Regions from separate parts of the Mus musculus genome. Here all the other regions are linked to region 4. A link is a loop called in an ENCODE intact Hi-C map of the cell type or tissue named here. Cell type or tissue: heart. All regions are shown on one strand.

What was found. Hi-C counts contacts between places; a loop is a spot of excess contacts. Peaks named below come from ENCODE experiments on the same cell type or tissue, not always from the same donor. Only the 100,000 strongest peaks of a DNase experiment are listed, where the experiment ranks them.
Region 1: it touches region 4 in a loop (4-fold over the local background); 7 of 42 quality-filtered maps call a loop at or near these places.
Region 2: it touches region 4 in a loop (12-fold over the local background); 19 of 42 quality-filtered maps call a loop at or near these places.
Region 3: a loop joins it to region 4, with 9 times the contacts of the local background. A loop is called at or near these places in 28 of 42 quality-filtered maps.
Region 5: a loop joins it to region 4, with 8 times the contacts of the local background. A loop is called at or near these places in 20 of 42 quality-filtered maps.
Region 6: a loop joins it to region 4, with 3 times the contacts of the local background. A loop is called at or near these places in 6 of 42 quality-filtered maps.

Annotation. Positions count from the first base shown.
Region 1 is chr8:26,270,228-26,275,227 of GRCm38, reverse strand. It overlaps Gm31727 (a long non-coding RNA gene), which reads right to left. Exons shown (of 5, transcript XR_870272.2): 3 at 1,614-1,759. Among named protein-coding and RNA genes, the nearest start is that of Gm31727, 5.8 kb to the right of the region's middle. In heart, a CTCF peak has its summit at 2,957 (motif pointing left); no DNase peak of the experiment used is centred here; H3K4me3 peaks cover 971 bases; H3K27ac peaks cover 407 bases; H3K27me3 peaks cover 3,968 bases.
Region 2 is chr8:26,181,306-26,186,305 of GRCm38, reverse strand. No RefSeq gene overlaps it. Among named protein-coding and RNA genes, the nearest start is that of Thap1, 26 kb to the right of the region's middle. In heart, a CTCF peak has its summit at 1,934 (motif pointing left); no DNase peak of the experiment used is centred here; H3K4me3 peaks cover 551 bases.
Region 3 is chr8:26,342,706-26,347,705 of GRCm38, reverse strand. No RefSeq gene overlaps it. Among named protein-coding and RNA genes, the nearest start is that of Gm31784, 33 kb to the right of the region's middle. In heart, a CTCF peak has its summit at 2,446 (motif pointing left); no DNase peak of the experiment used is centred here.
Region 4 is chr8:26,979,369-26,984,368 of GRCm38, reverse strand. Zfp703 (zinc finger protein 703) reads right to left here. Exons shown (of 2, transcript NM_001101502.1): 2 at 2,907-5,000. The coding sequence ends at 4,275. Among named protein-coding and RNA genes, the nearest start is that of Zfp703, 4.5 kb to the right of the region's middle. In heart, a CTCF peak has its summit at 2,466 (motif pointing right); DNase peaks (open chromatin) are centred at 2,122, 2,498, 4,338 and 4,778; H3K4me3 peaks cover 2,425 bases; H3K27ac peaks cover 1,269 bases; H3K27me3 peaks cover 996 bases.
Region 5 is chr8:26,378,941-26,383,940 of GRCm38, reverse strand. Gm31843 (a long non-coding RNA gene) reads right to left here and starts at 2,195. Exons shown (of 3, transcript XR_378836.2): 1 at 1,788-2,195. In heart, a CTCF peak has its summit at 3,056 (motif pointing left); a DNase peak (open chromatin) is centred at 3,040.
Region 6 is chr8:26,466,502-26,471,501 of GRCm38, reverse strand. Gm31983 (a long non-coding RNA gene) reads left to right here and starts at 2,943. Exons shown (of 3, transcript XR_378839.2): 1 at 2,943-2,999. In heart, a CTCF peak has its summit at 2,886 (motif pointing left); no DNase peak of the experiment used is centred here.

The DNA.
Region 1 (5,000 bases), 710 kb after region 4:
GATAACTCTTTCTCCTGAGGCTTAATGGGGGGCCCATCTCCTCAGAAACCCTATTACCAGACCGATACATTCTCTTTCTCTTTCACAATCACCAATCAGCTTCCCAAGATGTTGGGACATTCAAAACCACGGACATGCCATGGTTCCACAAATGGTTTGCACTCTGTGTGTGTGTGTGTGTGTGCGCGCGCGCGCGTGCACGCGTGTGCCCTTCCCAGAGGGTCTCTAGCCTCCAGCATCTACAGAGTGGTTTTCATTGCTGTTGTGGTCTTTCTGATAGATTATTTTATGTGAATAAGTGCTTTGCCTACAAGTATTTGTGAGCACCACGTGCACTTGGTACCAACAGAGGTGCCAAGGCCTCAGATTCCCCAGAACTAGAGCTACAAATGGTTTGTGAGCCCCTGTGTGGATGGCTGGAAACTGACCTGGGTCCTCAGCAAGAGTAGCAAGTGTTCTAACCACTGACCCACACGCCCAGCTCCCCTTCTAAGTGTTTTCCACAGTTGTGCACAGGGATGCAGCTCACTCCTGCTGAGCTCTTTCTCACAGTGCTGTGTATCAGCTGCCAAGGCTGCTGAGCCCTAGGGAAGGGAAAGCCACTGAGATTCACTTTTCTTACAGTCCTGGAGGCCGGAAGCCCAAGACCAACATGTCATTAGGTTTCCGCGGAGGCCCCTTTCCTTGGCTTGGTGACAGTCATCTTCGCTTTGCATGGCCATGTGGCCTTTCCTCTGTGCGTGGATGTGTCCTTGTTCTCTTTTCAAACAGCACTTCACCTGGTCACAGTAACCTCCTTAATGGCCGTATCTCTAAATGCAATCACAATATAGTTTACTGGGAGTCAGTATTTTTCTATTTTTCAAGACAGGGTTTCTTGGTGTATCCCTGACTGTCCTGGAACTCTCTCTGTAGCACAGGCTGGCCTCAAACACAGAGATCCGCCTGCCTCTGCCTCTGCTTCCCAAGGATTAAAGGTCTGTGTCGCCACTGCCCAGCTGGGAGTCAGCGTTTAAATATGAATTTTAGATGTGTAGAATTCAGCCAGAGCCACCTCCCATTTCTTTCTTGAATTTAATTCCTAGAGAACTGAGCTGTGGAAAGATCTGAGAGCTGGCCTTGAGCACAAGATGAAGCCAGCTTTTGGACCCAACCAAAGCCAATGCCCCTGCCTTCAATCGGTCTTTAAGGAATTCATGGTTTAGTGAAGACAGGTCAACAAATAGGAGTGAATGAAGTACTACACATTGCCAGAAGCGTGAGGCTGCAGCGGGTCCCACCTTGATTCAGGGGGACCTGTTCTTCCATAAGGGTGCGTGATTAAAGAACTCCTGAACAGGCCTTCTCCCTCCACTGTGATTCAGTGCTTAGATGGAAGCCAGCTGAGATGCCGGTTCCTCACCCAGCACACCTTTGTGACTCTTGCTTTCCAGAGATGAGCTGGGGCGAGGTAGGGTGGAACAAGAGCTTGATCCCCAGCTGGGGGCAGGGCCTTCCTCCCCTCGGAGCCCCGCTGACAGCTCCCTGATGCTTTAGCCTGATTTGAAGAACTTGTTCTCAGCTTTCCCTTTCTAGGGTAACAAGCTTTCAGCCCCGCGCTTGCTAACACTCACAAATGAGGCCAATCGCTGCACAGCTCCGGATCACCTTTCAGCGGCGGGTTGACAAGAAGAACAATGCATTTGTTTGCAGCTGTCGAGTCCTCCGGGAGGATCTGTCATCGAGCGGTGAGTGTCAAAGGGGTTCAGGCTTCCTGTGACTGTCAGAAGAAAGGGAAGAGAAAGGCAGTTCAAACCTGCTGGCACCTCTGTGCAGAGCTCAGGCACCTTCTCTCCCGAGTTTCTACAGAAATAAACTTTGTTCCCGTTAAAAGAGACTTTTAATTATAACGATAGTATACTGCCAATTAGGGTTTTGTTTTCTTTTCTTTTTCCTGAAGGGTAGTTACCCTATACAAGTCGCACACACTCGTGGTCGGTTGCGTAACGGAGGAGGATCTGTCCAATTTATAGAAATCCACATTTACACCTATTAGAGCTTTGACTCCCCCTCCCCCGCCCCCGCCCCCGCCCCACCACCATTGATATTTTCTGGGCTGGAGACGGTCCTCTGCTTCTTACAAGATTCATTCCAGCTATTTGGAAGGCAATTAGTAGAACAGCATGCTTACTTCTGACCTCTGGTGAAGCCACCCTTCTATTAACAGACCAGGGGAGAGGACTGGCAGAGGTCTCAGTTACTAGGACCTCTAGGCATAAGCACTGACATGAGCAACCCTCTGTGTTTCTCAGACGGATCCTGGACAGCACACGGACTTGTACAGAGCACTCCCCCGTGGAGACCTCCACATCCAAAGTTAACCGTGGACCACTGCTGCAGCGAAAGGCCTAGGCATTGCTGGTGGTAGAGCGGCTCCCTCACAGGGTCCCCTTTCCATAAAGTGACTGTGGTGAGATCCACGGGTTGGAGTTAACACCACCCACCCTGCTTTTAGGCTTTGTCAGATTTCTTTATAACTTACTCTTCTGCACAGCAGCTACCTCGAGCGCCTCTCTATTTCTCTTCAGTTTGACAGATGGATGCACCCTGTTTAGAACTCGGAAAAGATAGCATCCCCAAAAAAAAGAGTAAAATCCAGAGAAAACAAAATACTCCTTTAGTGGTTGTTGAGCAGCGCTATTTCCTTCTCGTGGTCATCATGAGGTCTCCTGGCTAAATCACTTTTTACCTTCTGAGATACCCTTCCCTTTGAGATCCTGGAACCTCAGCGCCCCTGGCTAAGAGATCCTACTTTATGAAAAGGTGGATAAAAGCACACTTCAAGGATTTATGGAAGGGACTCAGTGATGAAAAAGCACTTTCTGTTCTGGTGGAGATGCCAGGTTGGTTCCCAGGACCTGGTGGGGACTCCAACTTCGTGAAACTCCAGTTCCAGGGGATCGTGTGCCCTCCTCTGGCCTCTATGTGTATTGCATGTGCCTTACATACATCAGGCAAACACACATATGCATAAAATAAAGTAAATCTTTACGAGGAAAAAAAAAGGCTTGTGGAAAAAGAAGGCATTGTAAAATTAAAGGGACAAAAAGCTACTTCTGTGATCTGGCTTCTCTTCTGGTGACAACTGACCTGCATTCCACAGCTCACTCTAGAGGCTCTTTATCCTGCCAAAAGAATGGAGATTTTTGTGGTCCCACTAGTCAAAGGCTGAGATTGCCCACATTTTTACCTTTTCTAGTAAAAAAAAAAAAAAAAAAAAAAAAAAAAAAGCAGGGTTAAACCTCCCATATCCTCCTTCCATCCCTCCAAAGGAAGGATAAGGCAAGCAGCTATTTGTTTTAAAAACACAGTAAAGGACAAAACTTCCTTTGCTTCATACTTCACAGAGCTCACATGGAGGTCAGAGGACAAGTTAGGGGAGTCTGTCTCTCCTTCCACTACGGGGGCCTTTATATCAAACCCAGGTCGTCTGGTTTGACTACAAGCCCCTTTTACCCGCTGATCCAGCCAACTGGTCACCCTTTTATTCTATATTAAAGGGGAATTCCAATGAAAATAAAGAGACTTGCTCAGTCTCCAATTCCAAAAAGCAATGTAAACATTTCACCCTTTCTGAAGTTAGGACCGGCTATCAACCAGGAATCCTCTGCACTGTTACTGTCCTGGGTAAGAGATATGGGCAGCCTAGAGATGACAAGAAACCCTGTCTCACCACCTCACATGGGGACACTGCTGGTGAAACTCACTGGCTAATGGGATGGTTAATAATTAAGAAATTGGGCATTTGGGAAGTGACCAAGTCATGTGACCTTCACCATGATAGACAAAATATTAAATTTCTACAAAAAGGTCTGAAGGTCTGGGTTGCGCCTCATGTGGGCATTCGAAGGCTCCACAAGGAAGCATCGTGTATAGCGAACAGCTCACTCCAATCACCGAATCTGCTGGCACCTGGGTACTATGAGAAATCAATGAACTTTCTTTTATATATACTATCAAAAGTATTTTGTTATTGCAGTTAGACTAACTTTAGATATTACTCTAAGGAATTAATGAAATGACTCGATAATTTAAGTGGATTTTTCCTTAGCAAACTCAGTTAATAGCCCTCTCTAACTAGTATAATCTGACCCCTCTCTTGTGCTCCACTCTACTTTTACCTTTTCCGTTAACTTGCACAGTGAATGTGTTCATGAAGCCCTGATGCCTTCTTCATCCAGTCTAGTCTTTTCCATTTGACCCATGCTATATGCTCTATGTTACCTGTGCACATATGAATATCTGTCCTGTGGGACCATAATCCTGATGGCTCCTGGAACCCTAGAGCTCATAGGAGCTTGACTTCAGAGTGAGTGACATCACAGCTGGCCCTGTAAGTTGGTGGCTCTTCCACTAGTGTCTCCTCAGCCCTTTATCTCCAACTGCCATCTATTCTGCTCAAACAGTAGCAACATATTTCTTAACCTCAAGAGGACATGTGTTTATAAGATATTAGAGGAAAAGCTGGGCGTGGTGGCGCACGCCTTTAATCCCAGCACTCAGGAGGCAGAGGCAGGCGGATCTCTGAGTTTGAGGCCAGCCTGGTCTACAGAGTGAGTTCCAGGACAGCCAGGGCTACACAGAGAAACCCTGTCTCATAAAACCGGGGGGAAAAAAAGATATTAGAGGAAGAAAATGATCATTTTAAGCTGGTTGGATAAAGACTGTAAGCAATCTGAGAGTGGATGGTTTCAGGCATCTTCCATATAACTGGCACTGCCAGGTGAGACCACAATTATTCTCTGAAAGGAGGAAATGATGAATCAAGAAATAAAGCTATGAGCCAGGAGTGGTGGCACACACCTTTGATTCCAGCACTCCAGAGGCAGAGGCAGGTGGGTCTCTGTGTTCAAGGCCAGCCTGGTGTGCAGAACAAGTTTCAGGACAGCCAGGGCTACAGAGTAGAAAGAGAAGGAGAGGGGAGAGGAAGAAGAGAGGGAGGAGGAGGGAGAGGGGGAGGA
Region 2 (5,000 bases), 800 kb after region 4:
AGAGCAGTCAATGTTCTTAACTGCTGAGCCACCTTTAAAAAAAAGGGGGGGGGGGCTTATTGGGGTTGGAAATTATTGCAACAATTCAATTTTAAGTTTTACATCCTAATTGCCTTTTTAAAAGGAAAGGGGGAAAGTTGAGGACCCCGAACTGTACAGGAACTCCACAGGGAGATCAACAGAGTCGACTAACCTGAACCACCAACCAAAGAGCATACACAGGCTGGACCTAGGCCCTGCCACGCTTATGTAGCAGATGTGCAGCTTGGTCTTCATGTGGGCCCTGAACAGCTGAAGTGAGGCGATCCCCAAAGCTGTTGCCTATCTGTGGGATACATTCTCCTAACTGGGCTGCGTTGCCTGGCCTCAGTGGGAAAAGATGTGTGGAGCCCTGCAGAGACTTGATGTACCAGGGTGGGGAGATACCTGGGGTCGGGGCCTCCACCTTCTCAGGGAGAAGAAGATCAATAACTTTTCTGTTTTATTACAATGGCATCTTAAGAGCTGGAGAGATGGTTCAGCGGTTGAGAGCACTGACTGCTCTTTCAGAGGTCCTGAGTTCAATTCCCAGCAACCACATGGTGGCTCACAACCATCTGTAGTGGGGATCCAATGCCTTCTTCTGGTGTGTCTAAAGATAGTGACAGTGTACTCATATACACGAAATAAATAAATAAACCAAAAAAAATCATTTTAAAAAATCTTAATCTTAATACCACTAACCTCCTAGAATAGGCTACTTTGATCAGAAATCTGATGCCAAGCCACAACCAAACTACCCATATAAAAGGGGAATGTACCATAGTTTTGGAAAAGTCCACTCATGGACGAATACTAGCCTACTTCTTCCTGTTTATGCTCCAAATCCCCAGACAGTCATCTGAGAGGAGTTAAGATAAAATCCTACTGGAATTTCTCCATTTCCATTTTATCTGTATTTCATCCATGAAAAAGAAATGAGATTCTTTGCGCATTTATATATCAATGGGTAATATAATTAACACACATATAAAAATTACTATTGGCCAGGAAAACTTATAATGCTTTTTCCATTATTATTATCTGCTTGCATGCTCTTTTGGACTAACATTTTCATCTAGACCATTAAGACATGCAATCTTATCATCCTTCCAAAGAAACATGGACCCTGCCAAGGACTCAAGCTAGTGGACTGAAGTCACACATCGAAGGGACTGAGGAGTACGGAGAGTGTTCACCACCTAGCTGCCTAACACTCCGTAAAATACACTGCGAACTTCTTCGCAAAGAGCCACCGGTGCGGTTCTACTTTAGAAAGCGGAAGCAACCAAAGAGGACTCAGGGTTGGGAAGCAGTGCAGAGATAATGGCTTACTCGCTTGATGATGACGCTACTGTGACGTCAGAGGTGATGCTCCTCTTTCTCAAACCGTCGCTGCGACCGTAAGCCTTTAAAATTCGTACTGAGCATAGTAAGAGAAGGAGAGACTGGCAGAAACAAAAAAAAAATTCAACGAGCTCAATAAAGATATAATTATCTAAAAGGGAGTAGGAAGGGCATACCATTCATCTGGTTTCAAAACCATGGAATGTTCTATCAGAAACTTTCGCTGATCCAAAGGCAGCGGGGTCATATTGTCATCGGCTGAAGCCTTCCTAAAGGAAGGAAAGGAGGAAGGAAGGAAGGGACAGAAGGACAGACAGGCAGACGGAGGATGGATCTAAACTGAGGTGGAAACACAAAAAGGAAGCACATTCAACTCTATCAACAACTGTCACAACTGTCACACACACACAGGAGTGCAGGTTCCTTTAACCCTACAAGGCTAAGCATTTCCGTCCAGAAAGATGTTTCTTTGGGTCATTAATGGTCTGATTCACACTCCAGTCTCCTCGCTAATCACAGGGACTTGGGAAGCTGAGACTGTCTCGTGGTACTGTGCTGCCATCGTCTGGCATGTTGAAATGACCACGAGCTGGCGCCTGGCTGTTCCTTTTATTGTTGTTGCTATTCTGTTGCTGTTGTTTAACCATTATGCTCTTGTAGAGCATTGAATTATGAATTGCTATATCAGGAAATAGTATTCACGTTCTTTTCGTTGCTAATTATCTTTCTAAACTTTCATTTTTAAGAGGCCTGGTATTTCTTTTTTAATTTTTATTATTACACAAATAGTTCCGTTGTGGGATTTTTTCAAACAAAATTTGTTTTTGTTGTTCCTCTGACCCTGGCCTCGCCTTCTCCGCCCCTACCTCATGCCTACCACACTAGCCTTCTGTCTGTCCGCTCTCATGTCACGGTGTCGCCAACCCCTTTCTTGACACTCTGACTCCCCTGTCCTCATACCTAGTTCTGTAGCCTATTCCCACATTGAAAATTAGGGTCCACATATGAAAGAGGATGTGAGTCTGTCATCCCACACTCGAAATAATAGTTTCTAATAATTCAATGGTACTATATAGAAAGAAATATTTTCCCAAATTCATTCATTGTTCTCCAAATTTCGTGATTGTTTTCCTTCACAGCTGAGTAAAATTCCAGATAGAAGCCACGTTTTCAATTCTGTCTTCCTATTGGTGAGCATCCAAGCAGATTCCATTTCCCTGTCATTGTGAATAGAGCAGCAATAAATATAAATACACAACTGTCTCTGGGGTTCCAGGAGTGGTATAGATAGATCATATAGTTCTATGAATTTATTTTTTGAAGATGCTTCGTGCTGGTTTCCATCATGGCTGGACTTGGTTTATAGTCCGCCCAACTGTGATTAAAAGCCCCTCTTCCCTCACACCCTCTCCAGCATTTCTTGTCATTTGTTTGCTCAACAATAGTTGTTCTGACTGGGATGCATTGAACCTCAAAATGGTTTAAACTTGCGTTTCCGTGATGACTAAGGATGTTTAACATTTCTTAATATAGATAGGAATTTATTTTAAGAAAATAATCACATCACAATGCCATTATAGTTTCACATCCATCCTCATTATAAGATTGATTTTTTAAAGATTTCTGTTGTATAAGATTATATTTAATTGATTATATAGACTATGCACTGTTATTCAAGCATAATAACCCCCTCTTAGAACGGACTAGCTTTATAAGGTTAAATTAAAATAGCATTTACTTGTACTCATTATTTTTCAAAACATAATATTTGCATATCAATGTTTCTGATCTGCATATTTTCAAGGTATGAATATGCCACAAGTTTATACTACTTTGTAGCAATAAGGGTTCTTTTTAGTATCCCTTAAAACACTTGTTCTGTTCTTATAAATTATTCAGCATATATTTTTCATTTTTATTATCATCTGAAAAATGGCCATAACATCAGAACTAGGTTTTTTTTTTAAAAAAATCATTACTATTATCATAATCAGTAATTTAGGATTCAAATACCACCTAATTTTCCCAATTTAGTATCTAATAATAGTAAGTGATAAGCTGAAGTGTTTTGCGATTTCTACAACTTTTAATTCTCTTTATTATAATTTTTATTGAACGTATTCTTTAACAGTTTTATTCACATATATAGTTCATTCCAGTTACCCTATCTCGAACTCTCTCCTCTCTCCCTCCCTCCCTCCACTCTGTCCCGGCCATTTGTGTTTCTTCTTTGAAGAACACTGTTTGCCCTTTCATCCCAGCACTCGGGAAGCAGAAAGAGGAGATTTCTGTGAGTTCAAGGGCAGCCTGGTTTATATAAGAAAATTCCAGGCTAGGGTACAAAGTGAGACCTTGGGGGTACGGGGGTGGGAATTCAGAGACAGAGTCAGAGAGAGATCATATTCGGCAATATAATCTTTTCACAATATTAATTCTGTCAATGCAAGAAAATGGAAGGTCTTTCCATCATCTGATAGCTTCTTTAATTTTAAGCATGTGGGCCCTTGTGGGGGGGAGGGGGAGTGGGGGTTGAAGCTTCCTTGGAGAGGTCTTTCACGAGGTTTATTTCCAGATAGTGTTTTATTTTGTCGTTTGTGGTTTGTTCGGTTGTTGTTGTTTTTTTTTTTTTTTAACTACTGAGAATGGGATTTACTTTTCATTCATTTGTCTATAAGTCTGTCACTGGCATATATGAAAGCTACTAATTTGTATTTACGTTGATTTTTGTATCTTACAGTGTGACTGTGTGTTAAACCTAAGCATTCTGGTAAGGCCTGTAGTTCCCTTGCTTTTAGAGCTGCTGAGAAAAGATCCAACATGGTTCTGACATCCCCTATGTCCGTTGATATATGAGTAATGTATGATGTATGTGAGTTGATATATTATAATCCTTTAGGTCTTCTTTAAATAAAGGAATAAAGGCACAAGGGCAGTAGGAAGCCTTGTGCCCCATGTCTATTCCTAATGTTTGTTTTGCTCAGAGACATAGCCACTGGTTTGTGCCCTGTGTGTCAGGCATGGCATTGAGAGATGTTGGTTGGAGAGATATGATTCATAGATTTTTTTAAAGATTTATTTATTTATTATATGTAAGTACATTGTAGCTGTCTTCAGACACTCCAGAAGAGGGAGTCAGATCTCCTTACGGATGGTTGTGAGCCACCATGTGGTTGCTGGGATTTGAACTCTGGACCTTCGGAAGAGCAGTCGGGTGCTCTTACCCACTGAGCCATCTCACCAGCCCCATAGATTTTTTTTTTTTTTGAGACAGGGTTTCTCTGTGTAACCCTGGCTGTCCTGGAACTCACTCTGTAGACCAGGCTGGCCTCGAACTCAGAAATTCACCTGTCTCTGCCTCACAAGTGCTGGGATTAAAGGCATGCGCCGTCGCCACCTGGCTGATTCATAGATTTTAAAACAAAGGGTATCAGTATTTAAATTATGAAATGAAATAGGCACAAGGAAAGAGAAGTCCAGAATCAGAGGGAATGTGGGCTGGAGGTATGAGAGGCAGCAATGGAGATATTTAGAAATGAAAATGTATGTCCGGGCAGTGGTGGCACATGCCTTTGATCCCAGTACTTGGGAGGCAGAGGCAGGCAGATTTCTGAGTTCAAGGCCAGCCTGGTCTACAG
Region 3 (5,000 bases), 640 kb after region 4:
TGGCCGGGCAGTGGTGGCGCACGCCTTTAGTCCCAGCACTTGGCAGGCAAAGGCAAGCGGATTTCTGAGTTCGAGGCCAGCCTGGTCTATAGAGTGAGTTCCGGGACAGCCAGGGCTACACAGAAAAACACTTGTTTCAAAAAAAAGAAAAAAAAAATTCCCTACTGTGCCACTCACCAGCTCTGTGAGGTGAAGCAAGCCAGGAATCTCTTGTCCAGGATGGTGATGAGTGGAGAGCCTCCACCACACATCTCTGTGGCTGTCAGCTCCTTCAGGAGTTCTGGAGGCTCGGGTAGCTGACCTTGGCCATGAGGTTCATGGCTCTGGGAAGAGGGTAAGACAAGTGGACTTAGTCCTCTGGGGAGGGGGGGTGTCAGTGGAAGAACTGAGGAGTTCCGAAGTTCCAGAGTACCTCCATCCTACAGATTAGTTCCTAACCACCTTCCTGATGCTGCAGCCCTTAATATAGTTCCTCGTGGTGTAGGGACCCCCAGACCATAGAATTTTTCCCTTGGTACTTCATAAGTGTAATTTTACTACTGTTGTGAGTCGTTATGTTAATATCTAGTATGCAACCCCTGGGAAAGGGTCATTTGACACTCCCTGCCACCAAGAGTTCAAGGCGCACAGGTTAAGAACTGCTGTCATAGACCATTTCAGGATGATCAAAGAGTGGCCCAAAGCTATTAGGTTCTATATATGATCATTGTCATTTCAGCAGATTTATTTTGCTTACTTTTAGACCATTTGACTTTGTGGCTGCCATTTAATGTCATGTGGCTAGTAGCCACTGTCTTGTATAGTATGGCTCCTTAATATGTTAATCCTCAGGAATGCTCTAGAAGGTTGGAGTGACCTTTTTCTCTATCACACACTGTAAATCAAGTCTATCCTGTGAGACACTGGCATCAGACATCCTAGGAGTTTTCTATATTGGACTGGAAGTGGGCTCTTGCCTAGAACATGCAAGGGCCTGAGTTCAATCCACAGCACCATAAAACTAAAATAATCAGCAAAGGCATCCAAGTTTCCTGCATGAAAGAGAACTGAGAACATTTTTTTCAAGGACAGCCAGAGCATCCACATACGGACAGGTGTTCTGATGGATAGTGCCTGCTCCGGAACATTTCAACTCTAGTTTCTGTTTTGAGCATCTTGGTACACTCTTGAGACAAATTCTGCATGTCTCTTATTTAGTCAGGCTAATGGGCCACATTACCCTTGTACTCCTTGTTCCATGCCCACATTTCTTCCTTATAATCGCATCAAAGCCATCACCTTCTCTTAGGAGACACCTTCCCCAGGGTTCTAGGAAAGGCTGGAAACAACCTTCCCGCTTCTGTTTTACTTCACTCTGTCACAGGGTGGTTTCCTGGGCTACTGATGGAAAGGAGGGTTTTCACAGAGGGACCAAAGGATGCCACACACTTCCCCTCTTATAGTAGAAAATTAGAATTGTTAGTTTGGAACCCAGTCACATGGAACAGGAAATATGTCATCAAGACTGGAAGGGTCAGGAAAAGGTTTTAATGAAAAGTAGTATTATTTCTAAAGTAACTTAGTCTTTCATTTATTCCAGAGAAAAGTCCTTGGGGTGTTTAGGAGAAAATGTAGTAAATGATAATGAGGGCCCAGGCCCCCACAAAGGGGCTGTAGATAGTCACCTTAAGGAAACTTCTTCGAGATCCTCCAGCCCTTGACAGTGGTCCAGGCCAGATCTTATTCTTCTTCCAAGTTTAGGCAGGTAGAGACAGCCACCATGATGGCTGAGGGACTTGTGCCTTAAGAAATGTCCAGATAGGTGATCACTTTGATGTGGTCAGCCTGCCCCTCATCTCTTCAGATGTGCAAGCCCTCTGTGGTCTCTGAGCATGTGTGAGCCGAAAGGTCCCCAAACCTCAGGGACAGCTAGGTAGCGTGTTGGTCAGCCTCCTAACCTTGGCTTCAGACCCTGAACCCAAGCTTATGTGGCTACTTTCTGCCAAGAACAGTCAAAGAAAGGAGGAACACACCTCAATGCAAGGATTCCCTGCAAATTAAAGGCACAGAACTCCGGGTTCTGGACTTCCTATATATGACCTCTCTCTGAACATGAAGAAATGAGGCACCTAGTGTTCCACAAAACCAAGATCTAAAATGGTCAATAACTGCAACAGCCTCCCTTGTTATATGGTGCGCTACCCCTTGGCACCGTCTTCTAGTAGGCTGGGGGTCTCATTTTGAATGTCTGGTACAGTCCCTTCTCATTTCGCGGAGCTGCCTTATTATATAAATGCATGGTCCCCATAGTATCTCATTTAACCCTCACTTCCACTTTGTCACCTCCACTGAACAGAAAGGTTAAGTGGCTTAACCAAGTCTTTCAGCAGTAAATAGATTGGGGACTCTGAGCTACTCACCTGGGCAGTGTGAGGTGAAGAATGGGCTGCAGCTCCCCCTGCTGGCCGTCGTGTAGAGCTACAGCTGCCTCATTCACGGATTGTTCCTACCACTCTTCTGTTTCTGCTCCCTGGTCCCTCCCTGGACCTCAGCTTCCTAAGTCCTGCCCCGTATAAAAATGATGGCCTGAAATCCAAACTTTGTTTCCCTCCACCTTATTGCTTATTTTCATCCATTTCATAAACAAGTCTCACCTTTTATCTTGGAGTTGGCTTCAGTCTAGGAACTCTCTGCCTTGGGAGTCCATGTTTTGTTCAGTGGATGACCACATATCCACGCGAATGCGGGCATCACTAGTGGACTCCATCCAGTTATTATTCACAAAGGAATATATATATGTATATATACACATATACACAGACATACACACACATATATATATGTATATATAATATTCTATATATTATGTACATTATATATTATATAATATTATATATTATATATATTAAATATAATTGCTTTCTAGTCCTCTCCCACTCATGAACAGGTTCTGAGAAATATAGGAGACTAGTCAGGGCTGTGAGCTACTTAGACATTGTAGCTGTATTGTCCCTCATGCACAGAATCACTGCCAATCAAGCACAATTCAGTTAAGAAACAAAATCACTTGTCACATAAAAACAGAGAGACAGGGAAGAAGTGTGTTCCATTTAGGTTTTCACTGCTGTGATGAAACACCATGACCAAAAGCAACTTGGGGAGGAAAGGGTTTATGTCGTCTTATATTTCCATTATGAAGGGAAGTCAAGGCAAAAACTCAAGCAGGAGCCTGGAGTTAGGGCTCTACTGGAGCAGAGCGCATGGAGGAGTGATGCTCACATCGCTTGCTCAGTCTGCTCCTATACAACCCAGGACACTGGCGGTGTCCCCAGTGGGCCCTCCCACACCAATTATCACTAAAGAAAATGCGTTATAGATTTTACAGACTAACCTATGGGCATTTTAATGGAAGCATTCTCAACAGAGGGAGAGTCCTCTTCCCAGATGGCTGTGGCTTGTATTAAGTTGATAGAACAACAACAACAACAACAAAAAAAAAAAAAAAAAAAAAAAAACAGGACTGGGAAATAACTCAGTGGATAAAGCATTTGCCAGACAAATGTAAGGACCAGAGTTCAGATCCCTAGAACCCAGACATAGCCAAATGTGGTACAGTGCACCTGTGACTCCGGCATACCTCAGTGAAATGAGAAGGTCCCCCAGAAAGTCACAGCAACGAGCCTGGCGTGTGTGATGAAAAGACACAAGATACCCTGCTTCAAACAGGGTGGGGGAAAAAGGAGCAACATCCAAGGTTGTCCTCTGACCCCATGCTGCCGTAGTGTCTGCACACCTGCACATACACATGTGAACACACACGTGCACACACAGACGTACATATGCCCTGAATACTCTGAGCAACTCGTGCTTAATATCCATCCTGCATGTAATACGGCCGTAAATTATACCTCACTAGACCTAGGTAATGCCTACCATGGAGCAGCGTGGTTGCTTAGTCAGCAAAGGTATTTGTCGGGCTAACGCTACGGCTTGCATACTTATGTCCCTTTGTTTATTAGAATGTAGCTACGCTCTTAAAGGAGAGTGTATGTATTGAAAGCGTACCGCTTATGTTTTGATGCTCATTAGGAAATGAGTGGCGCATTCAAGTGAATTAACAAACCTTGCTTGCAGTGAAAATGTGCACCTACCCCCTGAGCACCAGGAAAACAGAGGCCTGAGGATCAGAGTAAAGGCTGTCCTTGCTGCCAGACCAAGTTTGAGGCCAACCTGGACAACTTGAGGCCCTGACTCAAAGGCTAGACCAGTGGCTCTCAACCCACCATAAAATCATTTTTGTTACTTTTTCATATCTGTGATTTTGCTACTGTTATGATCTATCAGTGTAAATATATATGTTTTCCAGTGGTCTTAGGTGATCTCTTTGAAAGGGTAGTAGTTCGACCCCAAAAGGGGTTGCTACCCCAGGTTAAGTAAGATCTGTTGGGCTAGAACCCAGAACCTCAACTGAGAGAATGCTTCCGTCAGATTGGCCTGTAGACAAGTCTGTGGGGGCATTTCGTGATCTCTAATTGATATGGAAGAGCCCACCCCATTGTGAGCGGGCCATCCCTGTGCAGGAGCTCCTGGGTGCAATAAGAAAGCAAGCTGAGGGCATCAAGATCAGCCATCCAGCCAGCAACTCTCCTCCACGGCCTCTGCTTCAGTTCCTGCCTCCGGATTCCTGCCCTGCTTCAGCTCTTGCCCTGACTTCCCTCAATGACAGACTGTGACCAATCAGGGTCTGTAAGCCAAAGGAACCCTTTCCTCTCCAACTGTCTTTTTGTCATAGTGTTTTATCCCAGAAATAGAAAACAAACCAAGACACTGTGTGTGTGTGTGTGTGTGTGTGTGTGTGTGTGTGTGTGTGTGTGTTAAACAGCCTTCTCCTGTTCGATACCAGTACACTACACAACCTAGTTAGCTAGAATCACACGCTGAACGTGAAGTTCTTGAGACTTATAACTGAGATTTGTATCCTTCAGTCAGCACCATCTAATCCCGCGCCCCTCTTCTACTCT
Region 4 (5,000 bases):
AGGAGATGAGGAGATGTGATCTGAGCTTTGTTTCCTTCAGGTGACTTTGGCTTTGAGGAGAAAGTTTGAAATCTAGCACATTCCTCTTTATAAATGATGTAACACATTAATGCACAGCACATTATGAAAATGGTAATTCAAGCCCACAGTGCTCCAAATTAAACCATACATTATCGGATGCACTCGACCATCTATTCTGTAAAAAGACAGGATGAATGAAATCGAATCAAACAGAAAACTGGAGTGCAGCTTCCCCTACGGAATGATTAATAAAGTGCAGACCTCGGGATTATTGCAAGACGAATTCTACCCAACCCCGACATGAATCAGAAGGGAGTTAGCTCTGATACAAATACACTATAGTTGGACGGACTGGGCAAGGCGATCAGAGCTGTCTACGAATGGTGAATGGTGGAATTCAAAGAAGATAGGGTATAGTTGTGGGGGATAAAACACACCCAACTCTGTTTGAGTCAAGCCTATATCTGGGGCAAGCCTTCCCCCCTCTTTCTCCTTCTCTTCTCTCTGCTGTCTTCAGGACCACAAAAATAACCCAGCAACGTGTGAAAATAGAACCCAGAGCCAAGAACAGCCAGTGTCAGTATCTCAGGTCCCGGCTTTGTGGTTTCTACCCTGCTGTCCTGGGAACACAGGTCCCATTCTGGAGCCTGGGGGAGATTTAGGGGAAAGAGGAGGAGGAGATATTTGGAGAAAAGGAGGTAGAGAAATACAAGGTGGGAGTTGTCAGATAATATTAACTATACAAATAGGCAGCTGTTGGAGGTGGGGAGGATCCCTCTCTATGAAAATGGCAACTAGTGGGAATCAAGCAATGGAAGTAACAAAGTAAACTCTCCACCAATGTTACAATGGGCAACTTCTTAGGAAAGTTTTCAGTTTATAAGTGGGGGAAGGTGTCTGGTTACCATGGTGTTTTGGGGCAGGTTAGTTCAACCAGGCTCAGCTAACCCTTCCTAGTTCCAAGTGCAATCATTTTCCAATTTTTTTTTAAACCACGCCAAAGGTGAAGACCAAGCAGCTGTTAGCAATGCTTCCTTTCAGTATAGAGGACTTATCACCTAGGGAGAGGGTCTTTTTTCATCTCCCTTCCTAACCAAAGAAGTCTCTGTGCTCCCAGGGAGGACGAGCTATCGACCACAAAACCCAAAGACTTTCTATTTTAGGAGCCCTTTCGGTTCATTTTAACAGGAGTTGGGGAAGAAACATACAGGTGTCTGCAGAAAAAAAAAAAGTAGGAAATTGGGAGGAAAGGAAGCTGAGAAAGAAAAAGTAAATTGCAAAGAAAACAACAGAGGGGGCGGGGGGAGAGAGAGCGAGAGCGAGAGAGTGAGAGCGAGAGAGAGAGCGAGAGAGCGAGAGCGAGAGCGAGAGAGAGAGAGAGAGAGAGAGAGAGAGAGAGAGAGAGAGAGGTAGAGGTAGTTCTGCATTTTAGGCGTGTAGAGTGGATCACTGAACGCCACTAACTCCCCATGCCCACCTGGGGCTGGTCTCAGGGTGACTCTCACTGCTGCTTGTCACAGTCTGCCCTGGACTCATGTCCTCCCGGAGTCCAGGGATGCCAGCAGCCCAGGCTACTTTCCCTGGGACATGCAGTCATTAAGTGGCCAGCACCGATACGGAGTAAAAATAAGAACAACAAAACAACTTGATCGTCTCTTAACTGACGAAGAATTTTGCCTAGATACACAGATCTGGGGACACATAAATGTGCGCGCGTTGTACTGAAGAGTCCAGAGTGGCGCGGCCTTCCATGGAGCCTCAACCAAGGGTTCAGTTTGTGAACACTTGATACATATAGATAGAGAATGTACCCCATACCCCATCTTGTGCTGTGGACTCTTACCTATCAAGCTTCCGAAGCCGGAAGACTGTCCGGTACAAACTACCTGTTAAGTAGTTTACCCTCCCGAAGAGGGCAAAGCGTCGCAGCAACAACAGATCCAAAGCTCGGTGGCACCCACCCGGTGGCACCCAGGCAGTGTGTGCGCACAGTCTGAAGGAACTGGCAGCCCAGGGTCTGCTGCACGGCTGCTATGGCTGCCCCCCAGTGGAAAGGAGTCAGTCCACACTGGCACTAGGCAGTTGGTGACTGGGGACCTGGGTATTCCACGCAGTAGGCAAGTACTGGGCCAACACCCTACTAAACAGCATCTGTTTTCCACTGTGAGAGGACAAGAAATCGGGTAGGAAACCAGGTCTTAGAATCTGGTGTTCCCGATGTCAGAACAGCTTCAGGGTCATGTATCATTGCTGAGAATTCTCAGCAAAAACAAACCGGTTCCGAGTCGCAGAGGACCTAGGTTGATAACACAGAGTTGGAAGAAGAGCCTCCAAGCCTCATGAAACCTCTACTCAGGAGCATCAAGAACAAATCCTCAATCTTGAGGACTGCAAAAGGTCAGACTAGAACAAGTTGAGGCCCTTGAGCCTGTTGCCCTCCATATTGCCACTAGATGGCGCCAGAGGCACGTCTCTGCTCACCCTCCAGCCGGGCTTAGGAGAAGGAAGGCTTCAGGGGAAGTTAGCTTTAGCCCTCCTTCCTGGTTCCCTCTCTTATCCTGTAGCCCTTGAATTCCCGCCCAGAGAAAGATCCACTTTCACATGCGCCCTCGCTCCACTTTGCCCCCAGGAAATGCCAAGGCCTTTGAAGTATCCCTGGGAGCCAAACAATTAAACTGGGGGGATGGGGTGGGGTGTAAAGATGGTTTTATGTAATTTGTAATACACTGGTCTAAGTCCCCTCCTAGAAGAAAGGTTAACCGCAGTCTCAGAAGAAAATCCTTAAGCTTTTAAGGAAAAAAAAAGCCCTCAACAAAACAAGGGTATCCACTTAGGTGTCTGGAAGTGGGACCATGGGTGAAGCAAGAGAGAAACACACCACGGTGTGAATATAGCCAAGTATTCCATTTATTAACAAAATAGTCTTAGCAAGGGAGAGCTCTGTTCACCCCACAAGAGGCCCCGCAGCCGAGGCCGGCCCGAAGCCCCAGCGCTGCTGCGTAAGACCGGGAGGGAGGGAAGGTGTTGGGGAGAAGACTTGTATTAAGTCTTTAATCCTAGCCACCGCAGGAACCCACGGAAACCTAATGCCAGCTTTGGCGATTGCTGGCTCAGGTCTGGGACATGGCGAAGGGAGTGCTCTGATCCTAGGGCTCCCTGAGTCCCCAGCCTGCCCCCAACAGAGCTCCTAAAGTTGTCTGGTCTGCTGACTTGAGGACTGGTAAGCTTTGGAGGGATCCATCAAGGATCCCCGACCCCACCCCTATCGCCAGGGGAGGGGGCGGGTCACAGTCCCAACTAGGGAGAGAAAAAATAAAATAGTAACGATAAAGTACTTCACAAAATATAAAGAGCAATTTCGTGCCAGCGGGGCCTTCTAAGACATTTAATTGGATGTGTCAGGTCCCTGTCAGCCGGCAATTTGACTGCACCGCAAGGTGTGGGTCCCTGAGGGGCCAGGAAGGTAGAAGTCTTGGCAGGCTCAGTTGGAGGCCATTGGGTCACTGCTGGTGGCACAGGGACTTCCCGAACTGAGCACCCTGGAGGGTCAAGGCTGTGATTTGATTTGGGGGCTCAGGGCCTAGAACCAAGTGCTCATGTGGGAAGTGGGGGGAGGGGGGTTTGTTGTGTAGTACCACACAGCCCAACAGAATTCTGGTTCATCAGAGCTCAAGACCTCCAGCCACCAAGTTGTTCCCCCTTGAACCCCCCCAAATTGTTACATTTTTTTTTTGTACAAAGGGAAAAAAAAGAATTAAAACTTCACATGGAATGAAACAAGATGGGGTGGGAAGGAAAAGGGAAGATATGCAGTTTTAACAGTTAAGACTCATGCAAGAGACTTCCCAAGATGGGGGAAACTGAAAGTGTAGGACCCCAACTCTTCCTTCATTCCTTAACACCAAACCAGTCAAAATCAAACAACCCAAAGCCTTAAAACATATACCCAAGAAGAAGAAAATAAGCAAAAGAAGGGAGAGGGGTGGGGGGAATCATGGAGTTACCTGGGTGGTTAATATTATTATTTGGGGGAGACAGACTTTTTGCATACCACTGACTCATGTGGTCATTAATGCACTTATGTTCCCAGCTTGTAAGCTAACATTATAGTAAATAAATACACAGTCCGGTGGGGGAGGGGCTGGGCTGGATCCTGGTAGGGGTAAGCGGTAGTGGAGCTTGCAGCGTCGAAGGCAGTGGGACGTGAGAGGAAGGGGTGGGTGGGGAAGGGCTGGGAGGGGCCAGAGCTGTGGTTACTGGTATCCAAGCGCAGAGGCGGAGGCTAGTCTCTGTCCATACAGTGCGTATGGCGAGTAGTAGGGTCCGGCTGTGGGAAGGGACGGCACTGCCAGGCCCCCAGCTGTAGATAAGTGGCTCTTGCCATAGGGGTGGTATCGGCTTAGCCCCAAAGTGTGTGGACTCCGCAAGGACAGCGACCCGGGGCTGCCTGGGGCAGCGGGCGGGGGGAGATGCAGGTGACAAGAGGCTGCGGCTGCAGCGGCTGCAGCGGCACTGCCCAAGCTCGACGCCCCGGGGTAGGCGGCCAGAAGTTTCTCTGCGCCCGGCAGGGCTGTGTGAGTCCGTAGATGGCTGAGCAGCTCCTCAGAGGTGGCAAAGCGCTTGTCGCAGGGCCCGCTGGCCGCCACCCAATTGCAGCTGTGTGGCAGCGGTTCGTTCTGCAGCATGAAGCCATAGGTGTAGAGAGGATGGCCCGGGAGAGCGGCCTGGGCGGCGCTGGAGGAGAGCGCCGCAGGTTGCAAGGGGTGCCCCGGGTACACCAGAGGGTAGCCACTGGCCTTAAGGCTGGGCCCGGTCGGATCGTGCGCGCTGCAAGTGGAACAGCTTGAGCCGCCGAGGTGCGAGGCGCTGTGGTAGCCTCCTAGACAGTAGGGGTCACGGCATAATCCCTGCAGGAAGGAGGGTGGGGAGGCCCCCGTGAGCGGGCTGGAGCTGGGGGGCTTGCCTGGTGGCAGGCCCAG
Region 5 (5,000 bases), 600 kb after region 4:
GTTGCACACACCACCCCTCCTCAACTCCTACCCCTACCCCCCCCCCCCACACACACACACATACACAGAGTTCTTGCTGAAAAAAAAAAAAAAAATCCCTGTAGGGTTTATGTGATGGGATATTTGTTGCCACCCCTGCTAACAATGGTTGGTACTTATTGGCTTTATAATAATCACAAAGCAATACTAATGCTCGGTAACTACCTAAAGCTTTCTGTTTATAAAGCTCTGTTGAAGCCCAAGGTCTAACTCGGGGTACTTGACATGCTACACTGATTCCCAGTTCACAACACAGAACTAGGGCTGATCCTAGCTAATACAGCAATGTGGTGGTGTATTTCAGTCCCTCCATTTGCAGAGAAGGTAAACTGGCAGAAGGGTTCAGTGGTCGGAGAAAGCAAGCTTCCCCTGGCATTATGGGTTAGGTCTAATCCCTATGAACACCGGGTTCCAGCTGGGCTGCTAGCACTGTTTTCTGAGGTTGTGGGGCCTAGGGATGGAGGTAGGTCCAGCACTGGTTCCAATCTGCTTCCTGCTCAGCTAAAGTATGGGGAGATGTTCTTTAAGCTCCTGCTGCCTTGGACCGTGTGGTTCTCTGAGACCACGCCCCCTTTGCCAAGATAGCCCCTCTCGTGCATTGTGAGCCCTCAAGTTGATGCGGTCCAGCATGTAAAAGTAGCACAGCCAGTGTTCAGAAAACACACACACACATACACAAACACACCTAACACCCAGGCACACACACATACCTGCGCATAACACATACAAACATACACACACATAACACACACACATCTAACATAAACATACGCCTAACATACACACACAAACATACACACACACCTAATACACAGACACACACATACACGCATGTAACATATACAAACATACACCTAACACACACATCTAACATACACACACCGAACACGCACATATACACCCAAAACACACACCTAATACACTAACACACACACATACATTCATGTAACACACACACACATACACACACATACATACAACTAACACACACACACATACCTAACGCATACATACATCTAACACACATATACACACACATCTAACACACAACTAACACATAGGTACACACAACACATGCACAAGCACACATACACTAATACACTCAGGGACACCAAAAGAACCTTCTGAGTCCTCAGATCATTCACTTATCGTCCTCTCAACTTGCTTCAGACACACAGGCAGCTTCCTAGTCCTCACACCCAAGGCGCAAGCTCTACCCACAGTCCTTGCACAAGCTCCTCCCATGGCGCAAGCTCCACCCACAGTCCTTGCACAAGCTCCTCCCACGGTGCAAGCTCCACCCACAGTCCTTCTACAAGCTCCTCCCATGGCACAAGCTCCACCCACAGTCCTTCTACAAGCTCCTCCCATGGCACAAGCTCCACCCACAGTCCTTGCTCAAGCTTCTCCCCGAAGCTTTTTATACCGCATAGAGAATCCAAGCTAACTCCTTTCCATCTTTGCTAACAACACGTCACCTTCTGGGTGAGATCTTCACCCTTAGCACCTGCTTCCCACCTCTCCTTTCTTTGCTCCCTTTTTATGTAGCGCGTTCAGTCCCACTCGACAGATATTTGCATGTCTTCATATCTGTCCCTCCCTGAGGATGTCGGCTCCCTCAGAAAACTGCATTCTCTCCTCTTCCATTTTGTTCCCTACTGCGTGCTGAAAGCCTAGGATCACATCTGGAATAACAGGTGCCCCGTGCATCTTTGTGAGAGAAAGCAAGCTTTCTGCTATGTACCCACCTCCTGGGGTTGTCTGATCCTTGGGCCTCAGTATTTGGCTGAGAAGCAGGTTTAAAAGCATGAGCAGCATAGCCTAGCCAACCTTCAGACTGAAGGCTGTTTGGATCACTGGAGGGAAGCTGAGCTGAGATGGTGGGAGGAGGGGGGGAGCTTGTGCGCAAAGGAGGCAGGAACCCAGCTACTGTAACACTCAATCAGAGGATGTAGGGATCGCGAAGCTTTGAGCTCCATCATTAAATTACACACTGTGGAAATGGAGCAAAAATCACATAAAATAAGCCCAGGAGCGGACCTGGAAATGGCTGAACCGAATCTCAGCACTGGGTCTCAGAGTTCTTCTGCCCTGAGAAACTTAACAGAACTGTCGAGGAATAGGCAGTTCTAAAACTGTCTAAAATCATGACTGAACTGCCTTCCCTTCCCTTCCTCCCAACCCTCCTTCCTTCCCTCCCTTCTTCTCTTCCACACTCCTCCTCCCCTTTTTACCTTTCTTTCTCTCTTTAATTCTCTTTTTGTGATGAGGTTTCATTATGTAGCCCAGGCTGGCTTCAAACTCACAGCAACTCTTCTGCCTTAGCCATCTGGGGTTACAGGCTCCCATGACCGCACCCCAGACACCAGAGTTTACCACAGGCACTTTCTTTTCCTCGTCCTATCCACGGAATGCATTTTGGGACTAGACTGAGGCATAGAAGGCTGTGCAGCTCAGTAGACCATAAAAACAAATTCTTAGAGACTGACTCTTTCTTTCCCTCCCTTCCTCCTTCTCTCCCTCCCTCTCTCTATCTTCCTCCCTCCCTCCTTCCCTCCCTCTTTCTCTCCTTACCTCTCTCTCTCCCCCTTCCTTCTTTCCTCCCTCCCTCCCTCCTTCTCTCTCTCCCTCTCTTCTTTCCTCCTTCCCACCCTCTTTCCCTCCCACCTCTCTGTTTCTATCTCCCTCCCTCCTCCTCTCCCTTCCTCACTTCTTCTCTCCCTCCCTCCTTTTCTCCCTCCCTCCTTGTCAATGGTTCCTACCACAGGGGATAAAATGTATTACTAAGAACAAACAAATGGCTGCATATTTAAGTATATCAAGCCTTAAGCATTTTTGGCTTCATATTTTAAGTGCTATTCACTATTTGAGAATTTTAAAAGATGAGCCATGTGATATTGCTTTATGTAAGAGTAATAAACTAACTTGAACTAGAGTTGCTAGGGTCTGACCTACTGTGCACAAATCTAAGCCTGTTCTCTTCTTTCTCCATCCTGTGCTGCGTAGCGCCCTCTGCTGTCAGAAAGAAGTATGGTAAATGTTTGAGTTAACTGCCAAGAGCCCATGTAAGCTGTTTCCTTCTCTTCCTGAACTGACTTTGGTGCAAATATTAACTGTCACCCTGTGAGGTTCTGCATTTTACTAAGTTCTCTAAGTGGCTGTCATTTCATATTCCACCAGTTTAGAGAAAGTTGTTAGTGCAGGTTGATCCCTGTTTTCTTCTATTCCTCGCTCCAAAGCTTCCTGCAGCCCAACTAACAAGAAAGGTAGACAGAAGAACAGGAAAATTCAGGGAAGATGAACCATAATTCATAAAGAGGACTTCAGGACGAACTATGGTTTTGGAAAATTCCCTATTTAATTCTGGCTGAGCTCCATAGATAAGTCCCAGGGTAATGCACACATGCAGAGATGATAGGGGGCCTTGCAAGAGTGTTCATTCTATCCTTCCATGGTGTGGGTCCAGGGGGTGGAACTCAGGCTGTCAGTCTTGACAGAAAATGCACTGATCTCTTAAGCCATATCTTGGGCCCATTAAAAAATATTTTTAAAAGTTATTTCATCTTAAGATGAAGTATAGAAGTTACAGGGACTTTGGAACTCAGAGTTCTGCTTAAAACTGTAGAGCTGGCCTCCTGGATTAATTATGTTGGCTTCAGTTTCCAGATATAAGAAGAAGCAGAAGAAGAAGGGGGAGGGGATGGGGGAGAAGGAGAAATAGGAGGAAGAAGAGGAAGGAAGAGGAAGTGGAGGAGGAGAAGAAGAGGAGGAAGAGGAGGAGGAGAAAAAAAAGAAAAGAAAAGCAATCTACCCCCACAGGATTATTCTGAAGATAACTGAGAAGACAAAACTATAATTCCTATTAAAGAATAAACGTCACTTAAATACACTTTAAAGATCTGTCTTTTGTGTGCCATTCTAATTCCAAATAAGCAAGAGAAGATGGGGGCAGGGCAGGGAGACAGCCATTGGGGCACCTGAGATTTGTGTTGTTTTACATATTGCTGCTACTAAGACTGTGAACCAGGGGAACATCCAACCGAATTACCCCAAACTGTACAGCCCCTCACTAAAATGTAACACACCCACTCAAGGGACAGGTAAGGGATTTCCGGGAAAGAGTCATGAGAATCCAGATTTAACAATGTTTTGCAAAATTATTCTTGACTCACAGGTAAACATCAGAAATAAGTGATATGATCTCAATAAGCCAAGACATCAAATGCCTGTGCTTTTATTTCCCATGGCTGAGGAGTTAGAGCATCTTCTACACCTACTATAGCAGTGTGGTTGCCAGCATCCCCCTTCTGCTAACCCATGGGGATCAAATGGTACTTCCTGTCCAGCACACAGAAAAGGGAAACCTGTTCCTGCCTCCTGAAGATACTGTTACAGAACAGGATGCATCCTCTTTGGAAGATTTTTGATCAAACATTCTAATACATATGACAAAACACCAAGAGGTTCTTTCCATGGAAGTTGAAGATCTCTAAATGTGTGCCATCTTATGTTCCCAGTTTGGGTGACCAGAGATATTTGCTGGTACCTAGAAATGGGGTTTAAGTTCAGTCATTTTATTGTCTTGAATCTTAGAGTTCTCTGAGATGTCAACATTTTCTACTAGAGTTGTCAGGCCTTGGTAATTAAGACACTTCAGTCTAGCACTGTCTGGAAAGCCTTCTGAGCTCGGCATAAAATGGGGACTCCCTTTATCAGTAGGGTTTCTCCTTCTCTGACCTTGTCTGGGGAACTCAAAACCCCCATACCCTCTACCTGTGGAATGTCATGCAGGCCTGGTGAAATTACAGGTTAAGCTTCCTTTCTCCTCAATAAGATAAGAAACTAAGAACCGAATCAGCAAGCATCTGAGATTCCTGAAATGCCTCCCCATGCTAATGAGGCATCTCACCTCATACCCTTAGCCTTCAGCCAATGACCTTTGTCCACCCTATATACTCCTA
Region 6 (5,000 bases), 510 kb after region 4:
CTGAGATTAATAGGTGTGCCCCGCTACACCTGCAATCCGGCATTTTTATAAGAGTAGGAAACAAAAATTTTAAAAAACAAAGAAGAAACACAGCACTGAGCAACCCTTCCGCACTCCAAACAGATGGAGGAAAAGGGGAAATAATTCACTTCAGCCCAACAAGAAAATTCATTCGAAAAAGAAGTTGAAACCTGGCGTAGGCTCAAAGTCTGTCTTGCACTTTGGTGCCCAGGCAGTTATCTTCATGGGCAGGAGCAACAACCAGCATGAACCTTATTTCCAGCTCTGGTACTCACTCGTCCCAGGGCTAAAGCCGTTTGACACATTTTCCAAAATGGAGAAATACGGGGCAAGGTTTGGTGTTAGGATCACAGGAAGCCTTTGAGAAGAAGAGCACCAAGCAAGCCATCAACAAGACTGATGCTCAAACAATGGCAGGATGTGTAACAAGCCCACGTGGTGATGACACTGCTGCTGCTGCTTTGCAAGGCCGCCCCCCTCTTTAACAATGAGCAACAAAGCACATGGAACCCTCTCTTTCCTTCACCTAGGTGAGCCCCAAGTACTTGCGCTGCCCCAGGCAAGGAATCCCTTAGCTTGAAATGGGAGGGCATTAGAAGGAGAGCCATGAGAGCCAAGGGTAGGGTATGGTGTCTGATAGCTTCTAAAGGGACTCAGGTGTCACACTGGAGAGGACAGGGAGACAGATCCTCCCCCATCCACTCTGTACATTTTATACTGCTGGTTTCTATTTGCTTGTGAAGGTCCTGGGTTGTGAATGGAGGAGACCAGCCAGCTCTTCTAAGGCTCCATCTTCTGTGTTGAGAGGGCCAAAACTGTAAACCAATAAATATCCTTGGGAATGGTTAATAATATAAAGTGAGACGAGATGCAATGAGAGATATCACAGCCTATAAGCTAAAATTCTGGACTACTTAGTGCACAGGAGTCCTTCTGATTAACTTTTCTTGGGTTCTCACTTTTGGCAGAATCTGAGTCCCGGAGTGGGAGGGCTAGAGCTACTGCTCTTCACCTTCTCCCTCGAGCACCGAGTCTCTCCCTGGCAAGAGCAGCTGTGAGCATCTATAGCCTTCTAGTCATCTCAGAATGAGCGACTTCCCTCTGACTTTTTCAAGTTGCCCCAGTGCTGCCCGAATATCAGGGCCAAAGTCAGATTCAGGAAACAGACAGCTGAGCGTCTTGAACTTGAATTTTTCTGACACCAAGGTCAGGCTGAGCATGGCCGCTCTCCTCGACATTCCATCCTCCAGATAAGACTCTAAAAAGCTGGATAAGACTCTAAAAAGCTGGCTACAGCCTCTGCCCCTGCCCCTGATTCTCCTTCTTCTTGTGTAGCTAGAACTGCCATGCTTCTAGCTAGGTGCTAACTCAAAAGCATCTTTCAAGCAGAGAGTTCTTTTCTTTCAAAGGCAGAATGGAGCCTGTGAGGTGTGGCTGGAGATGAAAAGCCTGCTACTCAGAGGAAGAGGCAAGGGTAGTCAAGGGGTCTCTGCTGCCTGCTGCCTGCTGCCTGCTGCCAGCTGCCAGACAGAAGGGGAAGGGGGACGAGTGTAAACTGGCCAGTTCAGTCCCAGAGCTCAGGAAGCAGAGGTTCATCATTAACTGTCAAGCTGCGGTTTTAATCAGCCCTGCTCCTCGGTGGAGATAGATTTAATATCAAGGCACATTTTCAGAGCCATTAGCTTAATTATGACAAGTGTCTGCAAACCGGACAACTCTGCTTTCGGACCTGAGTGACAGCGTTTAATTCTCAGGGCCCCATGGGACCTCTGAGTCCTTCACCCAAATGAGCCTCCATTAAAGGCCTACGCATTTCTCCATTCTCCCTGGGTCTTGGCCCTCCAATTCCCCCTCTTTTTATTCTACTGAGCATGTCAAAAAGAGAGAAAAAAAACTGTGCTTCAGTAGAAAAAAAATAATTTACCTTACCCATTAGAACTCATCTCATGGGGGCTTCAGCAGCTGAGTTAGGCAGAGCCTCTTCCTTCTATCTGGTAAGAGCTGTGAGCATTTCCACACCGTCCTCTGGAAACGCTTGCTGGCATTTTGCATTGCTTTCTGGTAGAAACTTCTGAAGTCCTCTTGGCTCAAGGATGAAAACCAGGGCTGTCATCCTCACATGGACATGGGCTGGCATGGTGGCAAGCCCAAGGAGGGGTCCCGATGACGGCATCCATGCCTTAACTGTGAGACAGCCTTGATTTTGTATTGTCCCAGGGACATTAGGTCATCTTCCCCTACTCTGACTGACCAGGTAGCCCACAAAGGCTGGTCCACGAGTTCTAGAGGAGTACTTTTGTGATTTTACTGGGGGCTTGGAGCTTTTGTTTAGACAGAAGGATGTTTTTAAAATGAAGTCTTAGGAAACACAAATTAAAATGAACACAGCAGAGTCTTCTGAGAAATGTGGCTTTCTCCCTGGGCACTGCTTCCTCTGCCTCAGGAGCTATGATTCATGACCTCAGGGCCAAGAGAGCCAGCAGGGGTGGCCCTGGGGGGCCTTCTCAGCTTCACTCTGCATGGCTATGAGACCTAGGACCCTTAGCCAAGGGACTGGTGCCTGAAAAGAGCATGTCACAGTAATGTGACAGGGTCATAGTGATGTTTCAGAGGTCAAAGATCAGAGTATATTGAGGAACAGCATGGTCTGCTGGCCCCTTTTGGCTACAAAATCTCCTCAGCTAGCCTTACCTTTGCCTAATCTCCATCAGAGATTCCTTTCGCTATTCCTTCTCTGTAAGGAAGAGGAAGAAGGGTTGCAAATGTAGCTAAGTTTCATACATCCCCTCAGAGACCGGGCCAGGACTAGAGAGACCCTGCCTAGTGCTGCCAGACTGGATTTCTCCTCTGCTGGTACACAGTGACCCCTGCTGTGTGGACATGAGGGGTAGGGCTTGGGGGATGAGGAGAAGAGAAAGAGGAGGAAGAGGGAGATGGGGACTGTGCACAGAGCCATGAAGAACCATTTTTCTCTTCTGGTGAGTCCACTGTTTTGTGTGTGTTGTTTGTTTGTTTGTTTTTGTTTTGACTGTTCCACACAGAGTTGAGATCACTCTCTGAAGGCCAAAAGAGGCTGATCGCATATACTTCAACAGAAGTTGGATTTCTCAGGACCCCCCCCCTTCAAATGACTGCTCTGCTTGCTGTGTACACATCAAGGGCCTTTAGAGAACACAGGATTTAGATTTGCTCCCTCAAAACCAAGAAGGGCTATACGGCGACAGAATGGGGTAACTGTATCCAGACTTGGGCTGGATGAAACTCTTTACAATGAAGCTTATATTCTAACCAATGGACTTTACGGTCTTCTGTTTAGGGATGGACACAATAACTTTGTGCCCTTTCAAGTTTATTTTTCAAATATGATAAACAAATACTGTCTTGTCCATAATAGTAAAAAGTAGAGTCTCACTATCTCTTGTGTATTACAAGATGGACAGAAGTCCCAGTGATAGCCTGCCCAGGAGTCTCAAGACCCTACCCGTCCCTGGGATGTTTCCATGTTCCCCTGAGATTCTTTCCCTGTTCCTAGACCATCATTCCTATTGTTGGGACCCCCTTCTTAGCTCCTAGGACTCCTTTCCTCCCTCATCCTGGGAACCTTTCCCTACTTCTAAGACTCCCTCCTTATTCCTAGGGCCTCCTCCCAACTCTAAGACCCATACTCTATTCCTTGGACGTGTTCCCTGCCCCCAGGGCCCTTCCCTACTGCAGGAACCCTTCCTTGCTCCTAGAACTCCTCCTCTGCTCCTGGGACCCCTTCCTTGCTGTCAGGACACCTCCCCTGCTTCTGGGATCCTTCCTCTGCACCCTGGGATACCTTCCTTTATCCACAGATCTCTTCCCTGTCCCGGAAACACGTTTCCTTACCCTGAGGTCTATTCTTTGTTCCTAGGGCCCCTTCCTTGCTCCTCATAACCCTTCTCTACCCTTGGTTTCTGGTCCCTGAGGAGAGCTGCCTGGCACATAAAATGTAACTACACAGTGGGACTAGCAGAGGTTTCCAGACTGTTTGACATCCCTTCAACCATGCTGAACAGGCCCATGGGTATTTTTCCTCAGGAACTCGGAGATTGCAATCCTTCCTGTCAATCTTGTATGAATGACTGAGTGTTGACAAGGTTTTCTGTGGCATTTCTTCCCAAAGCAGCAGGGGCAGATTACCTCAGACCCTTTTCACCCAGGAATACCCTGCTCCTCATTCTCCATGTTTGGCCTTCCACAAACGTCCTCCATGCATTTCCTGCCTCCTGTCTCCTGCCCACTGCCCACTGCCCACTGCCCCCTGCCTCCTGCCCCCTGCCCCCTGCCTCCTGCCTCCTGCCCCCTGCCTCCTGCCCACTGCCCCTTGCCCCACTGCCTCCTGTTCCCTCCCCCTGCCTCCTGCCCACTGCCCCCTCCCCCACCCCTGCCTCCTGCCCACTCCCCCACTGCCCCCTGCCCCACCCCCTGCCTCCTGCCCACTGCCCTCTGCACCCTGCCCCACTGCCTCCTGCCTCCTGCCCACTGCCTCCTGCCCCCTCCCCCTGCCTCCTGCCTCCTGCCCACTGCCCCACTGCCCCCTCCCCCACCCCCTGCCTCCTGCCCCCTCCTCTCTGCCCCCTCCCCCTGCCTCCTGCCCCCTCCCCCCTGCCTCCTGCCTCCTTCCCCACTGCCACCGCTGAGCATTTGCTTCTCCATAGCTTTGTGTGACGCCCCTGCTATTCTTCAGGCTGAGTTCTATCCTGTCTGCTAGAATATAAGAACTGCAGGGTCCTGGACAGCAAGTCCCCAGTAGTCCCTGTAGCCTCCATATATCTGATGTCTCATAACCTCCCTTTCCTGTGACTGGGACAGATCTAGCATGTAAGTATACCCACTAAATGTGCCTGGACCTCTTCAGAAATCTTTTTTCAGTGGAATGCTATTTATATGCCATTTTCAAACGTTTTTGCTGCCAATGGGTGGCTTGGAAGTAGTTTAGTACTTTCTAGCCTCAG